Regions from separate parts of the Homo sapiens genome. Here region 1 is linked to region 2. A link is a contact called in ENCODE Hi-C or POLR2A ChIA-PET data. All regions are on one chromosome and are shown on one strand. Each heading gives the region's core, a stretch centred on a gene start or an enhancer-like site at or near the end of the contact. The rest is flanking DNA. Distances are from core to core; before and after follow the strand shown.

Region 1 (5,672 bases), core at 2,223-4,722, 200 kb before region 2:
GAGAGCAGATAGGCAGAAGGCAAATACTGGAAGACCTATATGTAGAAACAATGCCAAATGCTAAAATATTAGATGGCAACATCAGAAAATATGTAACCAAGTGCTCAAAATTATACAGATGGGAACTAAAACAGAAGTTAAGACATGAGAAATGTCTCTGGTTGGAAAGGATATGGGTGCAGAAATCAAGAAAGTGGAGATGAGACAGAATTTGTGACTTGATTTGACCAGGAGAAAAAGCAGGGAGATATTAGAGGGTAGAGGTATAGCATAAAAAAAGGCAAACATAAAAATTATCCTAAAGTATGAGATGAGGGTGGAGAAGGAAGGAAGTAGGTGAGATGGTCAGCAAGAAGAACCGAAAAATAATTCCTTCCTCTCATCTTCCCTCTTCCCTCCTTACTTCCTTTCTCCACTAAATCAACAAATGTTGATTGAAAACCTTCTGTTTGCCTGGCACTAATAAGTAGCCTGTAGAGGGTACAAGATGTATGGTGTTAAACAAAAATGTCTATCTCTTACCCTTGGAGAGTTTACAGTTTAGATGTAGCCAAATAGAAATAGAAAATAAATAAAAAATAATCAGTAAACAAACAAATAATGTAATTTCAAATTGTGAAAAGGGTATAGAGGAAACCAACAGGGTGAAGTCAAACAGAATAATATTCAGTAGTAAGAAGGAGACCAGGGCTTTGATCCCTCATGCATAAAACGTTAATATTTTGGTCATATTTCCTGGTGCTGTAAAAAGTGATTCATTGCAGATTTTTGACCAAGGAAGTGACAAGAAAAATGATATTTTTGGTTCTTCTGATAGACTTACTGGACTCACTATATTAGGTGGCCAGCAATATAAACAAAAAGTGAGTTTAGACTGTCAGAAGTTGCGGTCACAGGGAGAAAACAAGTAGCAGCAATATCTTAAGACTTAATGACAAACTTGAAACCAGGTTTAACCCTTTTCCCCTTTAGAAAAAAAAAAGAGTGCAGCTCACTGCTAGTGCTCATTTAATTTTACATAAACACACTCTTTGAGGCTGAAACAAAGGTGATAGCTTTTCAATGTGAAAATAAAATATAAAAACTGATCTTGGAGTTATTTCTAAACAGAACTAACATCAAAATCATCTCAATCATCAGAATTGTCTGTTTTGGAAAAATCAGATTCATGAAATGAATCTTCTGCCAACAGCTGTTTGGGAACGATGTTAACATCACACACTTCCAAAAGAAATCTTGTAACTCTTAGTTATCCTTCCAGCCCCCGAACCCAAGCCCTAAGCAACTACTAATCTACTTTCTGTCTCTATAGGTTTTCCTATTCTTGACATTTTATATAAACTGAATCATATAATTCATGTTCTTTAGTGAATGGCTTCTTTTACTTAGCATAATGTTTTTAAGATTCATCCATGTTATAGCATATATTAGTACTTTATTATTTTTTATGGCTAAATAATATTCCACAGTGATTTCCTCCACTTTATCGGTTGATAGACATTGTTTCAACTATATGGCTGCTATAGATGTTTGAAACAAGTTATGTTTTTATTGTTGGATATATACTTAGGAGTAGAATAACTGGGTCATATGGTAACCTATGTTTAACCCACTTGAGGATTTGTCGGACTGTTATCCAAGGTGGTTGCCCTATTTTATATTCCCACCAGCAGTGTATGAAGGTACTAATTTCTTCAAATTTTAACAGCGATTGAGAATTACTATATTTTGTAAATGGAAATACCACTACTAAAAACACAATGCTATAAATAGAATGATGTCTTTTGTTTCCAAAGTTGATATACTAGAGCAATGTAAAAATAATAAAAGCGAGATATTTCATGGCAAAATTATCACAGGTTAAACGCTGCAGCCACAAGCACCACCAGTGAGTATTTTCAGGGCAAATGGGAAAAGGACCAAGAAGAAAAAGTTTAATAAATTTAACTTGAGAGGCCAGAATAATAGTAATGCCACTAACAAAGGAAGAGAAGTTGGGAAAAGAGGCAGATTTATAAGGGAAAACAATCAGTTTTGAACATAATCTTAAAGATGATGTCCATTGAAGACAACTGGTGACTTAGAAAAGTGATGCAGCTGATTCTGATGTGATGGATCCATTCACAAAGTTAATAAGGAGAAGCTGGGCATAGTCAGGGTATTCTTAAACACTGAAGTTACATAATGTCATGCTTTCAGAGCAATGACAGACAAAAGATTGGATTGTTTTCATTCAATACGATAATTTATTACTTTTTATATTTTTGTAATCTTATCACAACTTCTACTGAAACCTGAGAAGTATCTTACTAGATTCTCAGAGACTATTCCTGGAACACAGCAATACTCAAACTCCTTATTGACAAGTGGATTATTTGAATTGTGCAGATCTCTGAGAAGGTGAAGATACTTTTCAGAAACATTTGGGCACTGAGTCTTTCTTTCCCTGGATGGTATGTGGCATTGCAGATGCTGACTTTGATACAAAATCAATAAAAAAATGCAATCTGTTAACATTCATTTAAGTAAAAGTGCATAGATTAGGAAACTGTTGCAGACACTGTTAGTACTCTACCCATCTCTAATTGGGTTTCTTTGCCGTTGTCATATGTGTAAGCTCCCAGTCAGCTTTCATTCCTAACAGCCAACACCTGTGTCTCTTGGTAGACGGATGCTTTCAAACATTCAGATTCCATTTTTCTACGTGCATGGAGATCTAAAATTGCCTAGGAATTTACTCCTCTACCTCACCACTATGGGTGGTGTATAAGCAATGTCTGGTCAGAGATGAATAACTCAACTCTCTTGCCACTTGACTTCGGAGAACTGACAAATAACCCACATTTTCTCCAGAGTTCCCCTATGGGATTAAAAAGATTTTCTTTAAAATTTTATTGTGGTAAGAACATTTAACATGAGATCCACCCTCTTATCAAATTTTTAAGTGTAAAATATATTATTGTTGCTTCATATAGGATTGAATCCAAGTCCTGCATGAAACATAGCATGACTTGACACCCATTCCTGGCATCTTTTCCTTCCTGATCCCATTTTCCTGCTTCCCTAAACAATTTTTCCTGGGAACACTTCCTACTAAAACACTTTCACATGAATCCTCATTTCAGAGCCTAAAACCAACCCAAGTCAGAAGGTTGATTAGTTTTTTTATTTGCTGCTATAATAGGTAACCACAACCTTGGTGGCTTAAAATAACAAAAATTTATTAACTTATAGTTCTGAAGTCCAGTATGGGTTAAAACCATGTCACTGTACTAAAACCAAGACGTTTCAGGAGTGCATTCCTCTTACAAGACTCTGGGGGAAAGAGTGTTTCCTTACCTTTTCCACGTTCCCAAGGCCATCCATGTTTCTCAGTTCCTCACTCTTTTTCTCCATTTTCAAAACCAGCAAACGGTAGTAGATTTCACAGCACATCGCTCTGACTTCCTCTTCTGCCTCCCTCTCTCACTTTAAAGGCCCTTCCTGATTACATTGAGCCTACCTGGATAATCCAGGCCAATCTCCTTATCTTCAATCAGCTGACGAGCAACTTCAATTCTATCTGTAACCCTAATGCTCCTTTGCCAGGATACTTAACACTGTTCTTCTCTTCCTTCTTCAGAATCTCACTTACAATAAGTTTTATTTAATGATTCTCCTCCTTATACTTTCTGTCTCACCAGTTTCCTCTCACACTGATTTACCTGCTACACATAAATATTCTTATTGGGCTTATGTGCCTTTTCCTCCACTTATTCAACCTCTCACCTGGATAGATGCTTCTGCAGAAATCTACACTAACAATAGTGTGTGGATGCCTGGAGCCACAGATAACTGTTGCCCTGCCCAACCAGGAGAATAAGACACTGCATTTAATGTTACTATGGGTTATAAATACCACCCTCTGTGCCTTGGACATGCACCTGGTTGTATACATCTAGAAACTCAAGTCTGGGCTGCTTATCTTCCTGAAAGTTCAGCTACAGATAAAATGAGACATTTGGTCTCTGGCCTCTCCCTTTCTCCTTTAAAACAAATGAAAGGAGGAGTAATGGGAGATACCCATACTTTCCATATAAACCTGCAGGAAAACCGTGCCCTAAAAATTTTGAGGGCCCATCTAAAACTTTAATTTGGGAAGATTGTGTTAACTCACATGCAGTAATATTAAAAAATGACTCATATGGTTTAGTAATAGACTGGGCACCAAAGGGCTATTTAAAAAACAATTGCTCCTCTGGTGGAAGGGAATGCCTGGAGGCTACTTATTTTATTTCTTATCAAGAGAACGAGAATCATCATTCTACTTTGCATAGGAGGATCAGCTCATTCTTTCCCTTAAAATGGGTAGATAAAGGCATTACACCCCCCAACCCCAGGCCTCATATGATACTCCCCATTCTGAGCCCAGAACACCCAGAACTTTGGAAATTGGCTATTGCCATGTCTGGACTGTGAGTGTGGGAAGGGAAAACTATTCTGACTGTTGTTCCCACTACCATCCCACTCAGTATCAATGTAGACCCAGACATTCTGCTTTACTTACCTCCAACCTGACTATTCCCATACAGAGCTGTGTTAAGCCTCCTTACATGCCGTTAGTAGGAAATATCAAAATTTGGACACATAATCAAACTGTCCAATGCATTAATTGTCATCTATGCACTTGTATTAACTCCCATTTTGACTCCAGGAAAAATGTAATGTTCGAGCTCGAGAAGGAATCTGGATTCCGGTAACTTTACCTAGACCTTGGGAATCCTCCCCCTCAATAAGGAAGTGCTACAGCGAATTCTAAAAAGATCTAAGAGATTTGTTTTCACTTTAGTCACTGTTATCATGGGCCTAATTACAGTCACTGCAATGGCCACCACTGCCGGAATGGCATTACACCAATCCATTCAAACAGCTCATTTTGTTAATGATTGGCAAGCCATTTCCACCCAAATGTGGAATTCTCAACAAGGCATCGATCAAAAATTGGCAAATCAAATTAATGATTTAAGACAGTCTGTTATTTGGGTTGGAGATCGGGTAGTGAGTCTCGAGCATCTCATGCAAATGCAGTGCGATTGGAATACTTCAGATTTCTACATCACCCCATATTCCTATAATGAGACTGATCATTCATGGGAAATGGTCAAAGGACATCTTCTGGGTAGAGAAGATAATTTATCATTGGACATAACTAAATTAAAGAAACAAATTTTTGAAGCCTCTCAAGCTCACTTATCCATTGTGCCTGGAGCTGAGGCGTTAGATCAGATGGCAGAAAATCTTTATGGATTAAACCCCATGACTTGGATTAAGTCTACTGGGGGCTCCACTGTAGTACATTTTGGAATTATGTTTCTCTGTTTAATCGGCTTGTTTTTAGTGTGCCAGACCAGTCAAAGAATCCTGCATCAAAATCGGGAGAACGAACAAGCCTTCATCGCCATGGCACATTTATATAAAAAGAAAGGGAGAGATGTTGTGGGAAGTCAGGGACCCCAAACGGAGGGACCAGCTGAAGCCATGGCAGAAGAATGTGGATTGTGAAGATTTTATGGACATTTATTAGTTCCCCAAATTAATGCTTTTATAATTTCTTATGCCTGTCTTTACTGCAATCTCTAAACATAAATTGTAAAGATTTCATGGACACTTACCACTTCCCCAATCAATACCCT
Region 2 (5,805 bases), core at 599-3,098:
ATTTGATGATAATTCCAAAGCATTCCACTGTGTTGTGGGAATTAATAACTTTTGCAAACCTGTTTTTGAGGCTTTTCTAGTATGTACTAAACATTACTAAACTCAATTTTCACTATTCTCTAAGTAACTTCTCTCACTTTAAAAAAATAAGCTATCTTTCCTTCTGTCTTAGAGACCATGTACCTTTTTAGCATTGATGAAAGAAGCACTTTCTATGGTCATAAATACACAAATTAGATCCACTCCATGGACACTCAGGAAAAACTTTTTATAAAAAGTGAGTTCTAATTTCAGTTGTTTGAAAATACCGTAGGACATCAGAATTAAGAGAGGTTGCTTTCCAAATAAATGCCCTTATTAAGCAAACAAGGATACTGAAGCCCAAATTGAAGTGACCAAATAAAATCAAGTGGTGAGTCTGTGGCTAGCCTGGATTTAGTACTAGAGCTTCAGTTGGCTGTCGAATTATTACGTGTGTTTTCCCACCATGTGGTACAAGGCCTCTCACTGTAGTAAAAGAGTAAATGAGAAGCTGAGTAGATTTTTCCACAAGTTGATTTTTGTTCGTTAGTTTGTTTTGTCCAAATAATGTCTCATTTTGCACTCAAATTGGTTTACTTATAGCATTTTCCTAAAAGGAAGATATCATTCATTCATCTATTCATTCATTCCACAAACATCTTCTGAGAATCGGATACATGGCAGGCATCTTAGTGGGTGATACAAGAGCATTTATAATCTAGTAATATAACCCAGTGTACAGCAACACAAGTGTGGATAAACAAGGAGCTTCCTAATACAATCCCAGCACATGTTCCTCCTACTAACCTCAAAATAAGATGTAAACCCTGTAGCTATAGTACCTGGTCTTGTCTCAGCTCTACCACTTTCCTGCATGCCCTCAGGAAAATTACTAAATCTCACTGCTGCAGTCTCCTAATATGTATAATTATAGTACTTACCTTATAGAGTGGCTGTAATGATTAATAATTGGTAATTAATTGACATAACTTGAAGATTTTTCAATCATCCAGACACATAAGAAGTGTTCAATAAACAGAATTATTATTATTACTTTTGCTACCACCAAAAAATGAAAAGTTTTCCACAGATAGCCTCCAAGACAACCAAGGTCTAAACTCCATTTCCTGTTATTTTAATCCCTTCCAGTTCCCCTGTCTCCCCTTTAATTCTGACAGAGCATCTAATTTTAAGATACATTTTAATGGCTATTTCTGCAAACAGAACATTTAGCAGTTTGGTGATGAAATCAGGGCAGTTTGAGATGTCGCACGCTAACTAGTTACACTGCACAAAGCCTAACAGTTTGCTTTCTGTTTTTAAAGAAGCGTTTCGTTTAGCCATACTTGTGGCGGCACATGTAATTGAAAAGAGGCATATGGAGACCAGCATGCGAAGCCTAACAAACACTTCAGAGTGGCTTAAAAACTATGCTAATCAGTTTTGGGAAACCATGTTTTAATCTAAAAGAAAAAAAAGACAACCTCCTCAAACCTCAGGTGATTTTTAAAGAAACGGAGTCATTGTTGATATTAACTAACACTGGTTTATTTCCCTGTGCCCTGGCAAATGTCAGAAATAAAATTGAATAATATAAAAAGAAAGGAATGAGAGCACTCGTGACCTGTAGTTTTATGGAGCAGAAATGAACTCTTAATGGAGGTAAGCCAGGACACCAGCACATGGTCAGAGTCTGAGTGCAGACTGTCTCCTCCAGGACATGGAGAAGCGACACAGGCTCACTCTTCCCTCTGCAAGAAGGCGCTGAGCATTACCTGAAAACAAGGAAGGCATCAGATGAACAGACCTTTATAACAGAATGTGCATCTGCCAAGACAAAAATACACGACAAGCTTCTGGTGCTGGCACGCTGACAGTATGAGCAAGCTGTCTTAGTAGTGATTTTGCAAATCATTTGAGTTTAAATTCTATATAGGCTGTAGGGCCCCTGGAGCATCACTTTCTATATTTGGCCTCCTCATTTAGCTATGTTTGGAATAAATAGGCTATGGATAAAAATCATGCCCTTTAAGAGTTTTGCATACACACACTAGTTCTGCATATATATCATATGTGAACTGAGTGATTAATGCAAGTCTATGTTCTCATGCACACACACATACACACACGCATGCATGCACGCAGGCTTTCTAAATGTATTTTTAAGTTGTTTTCCTTTGTGATTTTTTTTCCTCTCTCTTTTTTTTTAAGTTCAGCTCTCTGGCATTTAGTAACCCACAAGCTGCTGTTTCTTTTTCCAAAGAAGTTCAGCTCGATGGAGGGGCCAAGAAAAATGAGCCCAACTGATGATTGTAATCTCGAAAGAAAATATGCTTTTTATCAGGGACCGCATGTTGCCAATGCCAATTAAAGTAAAACTGGGAGATTTCATCAGATACCAACCTGGAGAGCAGACATGACATGCCAAGTATAAGAAAGGAAAAGTATGTTTCAGGTGGAATTTCAGGGATGTCTATTTGAGGTGAAATGTAAAAATATAGGGTGGAAAGTGTAACACAGATTGCAGATTGAGCAATTGTTAACCATCTAGAGAAGAAATAGCACAAAAGCAATGGCATAGATTTTTATTTCAGCTGAGGTAGATGAACATCGTGACTCTGCCACTGACTGCTGGAATTATCTTCACATCTCCAGGGCTTAGTTTCCTCATCTGTAAATCAGGAATCACAAAATTCTGTTTGGATTTTTAAAAGTATTAATAATAATGTGGATTAAGAGACCAGTTTCACAGTATTTATTTGATAAAAGTTAAGAGAGAGAGAGAGAAATTATTAGTTTGTGGATAGACGGATCAAGAAGATCATGTTCCTTTTCAAGTGTTACGGGCAATCATTTAGACACATTCATCCTGCAAACACTGAGTATTCTGTTCATTATTCTAGTGTCTTTCAATGGTAGGCAAGGAGTATTGCAACGGTATGGCATCTTCTTACAGTTTTATTTCTGACACCAACTAATAACATATTCATGAGATCACCTGATTCTACCCCATCAACAGAGATTGCTTTTTACATTTGCTTTGGAGGTACAAAATGTTAAAGGTTAAGGAAAGCTTCACTTCAAGGTTACTCTGACTTAGTTCATTCCTAAAATGATTACGTCAACCTTGAAAGAGTATTGTATGGGTAAAATGAGAGAACCATGCAAAATTACTGACACCCAGTATATAATAAAAATAGTTTCTTTCTCCATTCCCTTAGGTGAGTTGAGTGTTTTTCATATTTTAAGAACTAGTAGAAGTTTGTTAGCTTTTGACTGTGTCTTTGTCTTAAAAAATTGGGTACAAGGGCTGAAATTCATGATTGAAAGACTGGAAATATTTTTGTGCTTTCCAAAGTGTTGAACTTGAGAGAGTTCTTTGAACTTGGTGAAAATGATTATTTAAAAATTTGCAGTATGTTGGACATAATAATTAAGATATGGAAACCAGCTATTGAGCATATATTTTTTCACACATATTCTTTATATAAACCTACCACATTTTATTTTTATGCCTCTTCAAAGTTTATAGTTAGTAGAAATAGATACTTACACTGTACCCATCCATCATTTATTTGAGTATTGTATTATACTGATCCTGAAATTCTGGAATTTGGTCATTTCTTTCTAGAAAGATTCACCATGCATATTTGTGTGAAGTAAGAAACAAGCTCTTACTCAAACTCTTACTCTTATTCTGTGTAGATAGATTCTTTTAAGTCAGTTAAGAAGTTTCGAGTTTCAAAAGACCAATAACCAGGTCATACATGTACTAATTTGGCAAAACCTGAGGCAGTGCTAAGGTCACTGAAGAAGATGGGTTTGTATTAATGTTTCATTCAACTCCTCATATTTGGCCCCAATCACAATAATCATGTATATTTTGTCAACTTTCCTGGGTATTCTGCTCTCCTATAGGGAGAGAATAGAGTTAGAAGTTCAAAGAACTAAATAAAGTGCAGCTGCTACAACTTTGGTTGAAAAGAACATCATTTGTTTGGCTCAAAATTTCTGTGATCCTTCAGGGTGTTTCATTCATCTTCCCAGATAGTTCCAGCCTTCTGAAAATGCTTTAAGACATTCTCAGGAAAACAACATAAATGTAATTCATACTGTTTATCTGAAGTAGTCACACTCAAAAAAGCTATCTTATTTCCATAAATGTAGACTCAAGTTGGGTTCATGCAAAGATAAGATTATACCTACTTTTTAAGCAATCTGGACCTTGCTGTTATCAGTTGTTGCACAGAACACAATGTAATTTGTTTTCATAGAGTGCATATGTATGTGGATTTCTCTATCAGTTCAATACTGTTCATCTTTATTGTTGCCAAGTTGCTATGGTTTGAATGTGTCCACCAGAGTTCATGTGTTAAAAACTTAATTTCCAATGATTAACTTTCAGTGATATTGAAAGGAGAGGCCTAACAGGAGGTGTTCAGGTCACGGGGCACCACCTTCATTAGTGGATTAAAGTCATTATCACAGAAGTGGGTTTCTTATAAAATAATGCATTCAGTCCCTTCTTATTCCCTCTTGCTCTCTCTTTGCACTTCTTTCATGGGATGATGTAGCAAGAAGGTCCTCATCAGATGGCAGCCCCCCAAGTCTTGGAATTCCCAGCCTCCAGAATCATGAGGCAATAAATTCCTGTTCATTGTAAATTACCCAGTCTGTGGTACTCTGTTATAAAAACACAACTAAGACACCTGTGTTGATGGACTTTGCTAACAATAATGAAGGGACATTGTTAACATAATTATTTATTATAGAAAAACACAAAAGTGATCTAAATATTCAATAAAGTTAAAATAATTATGAAACATTGTATAATATTACTAATGTCTATGTAATTAATGTTATTGAAATTTGACTTATAGGTAATTGTAAAAAAATTTTGAGGGCTGCACCTCACATCTATTAAATCAGGGAAAGGACTAGATAGTCTGCACTTTTAAGAAATAGATAAAGCAATTTTGGAGGATTTTGTAATAAAATGTGAGCTTAATATGAAGGTAAGAACCATTACTGTTTTGCTTGCTTCTGTAATGTTCTGTACATAACAGGCATTTAATACATTGATGCTGAATAAATCCATGGAGTATTATCCTCTACAGAAAACTATGTTATTTTTTCAATGATTGTTGAAAGTATATAACACTAAAAGGTACCGTTGATATAATACTCAATGAAAACAGAGAATAAAAATTGCATGTATTCTATGGTTACAAATGTTTTAAAACATATTTTTAAATGGATAAAAATCACACCCAAAGAATCATTTATATATGATAAAAAATGATAAATAGAACCTCACCAAAATTAAAATTTTTCTTTGCAAAAAGACACTATTAAAGGAATGAAAAGACAGGACCATGCTGAGAGAAAATATTTTCAAATTAATCATCCAACAAAGGACTTGTATCAAGAATATGAAAAGAACTCTTAAGCTCAACTGTAGGAAAACAAACAATTTAAAAATAGTCAGAAGATTTGAATTTGTATTTTACCAAAGATACTTGGATGGCAAATAAGCAGAAGTAAGGATGCTCAACATTTTCAATTATTAAGAAAATACAAATTAAAACTACTATAAAATACCACTAATATATTAGGATAGCTTAAAAAATGTTGACAATATCAAGTGCTGGTGAAGAATTAGATTAACTAGAACTCTCGTATACATCTTGTGGGGATGCAAAATGGTAGTTGTTTTAGAAACAGTTTTGCAGGTTCTTATAAAATTAAATATATACTTACCACATGACTCAACAGTCCAACTTG

The links. A loop is a pair of places that touch in the nucleus more often than their neighbours do. ChIA-PET counts read pairs that join two places held with the same protein, here RNA polymerase II (POLR2A).
Region 1: a map of sigmoid colon shows a loop between it and region 2 (2.0-fold over the local background). The contact joins the promoter of PCAT4 here to the enhancer-like site in region 2. A Hi-C loop is called at or near these places in 1 of 168 maps with a recorded cell type or tissue (sigmoid colon). POLR2A ChIA-PET finds 5 or more read pairs at or near these places in 1 of 52 experiments (activated naive CD4-positive, alpha-beta T cell).

The regions. Positions count from the first base shown.
Region 1 is chr4:79,825,271-79,830,942 of GRCh38, reverse strand. It overlaps PCAT4 (prostate cancer associated transcript 4), which reads right to left and starts at 3,472. Exons shown (of 2, transcript NR_026555.1): 1 at 3,340-3,472.
Region 2 is chr4:79,619,219-79,625,023 of GRCh38, reverse strand. LOC107986294 (a long non-coding RNA gene) reads right to left here. Exons shown (of 7, transcript XR_007058155.1): 7 at 1,548-1,796. Among named protein-coding and RNA genes, the nearest start is that of LINC02469, 42 kb to the left of the region's middle. Within about 2 kb of position 1,848, at least 2 of the 41 ENCODE cell types and tissues checked have a DNase peak (open chromatin) inside an H3K27ac peak, as active enhancers do.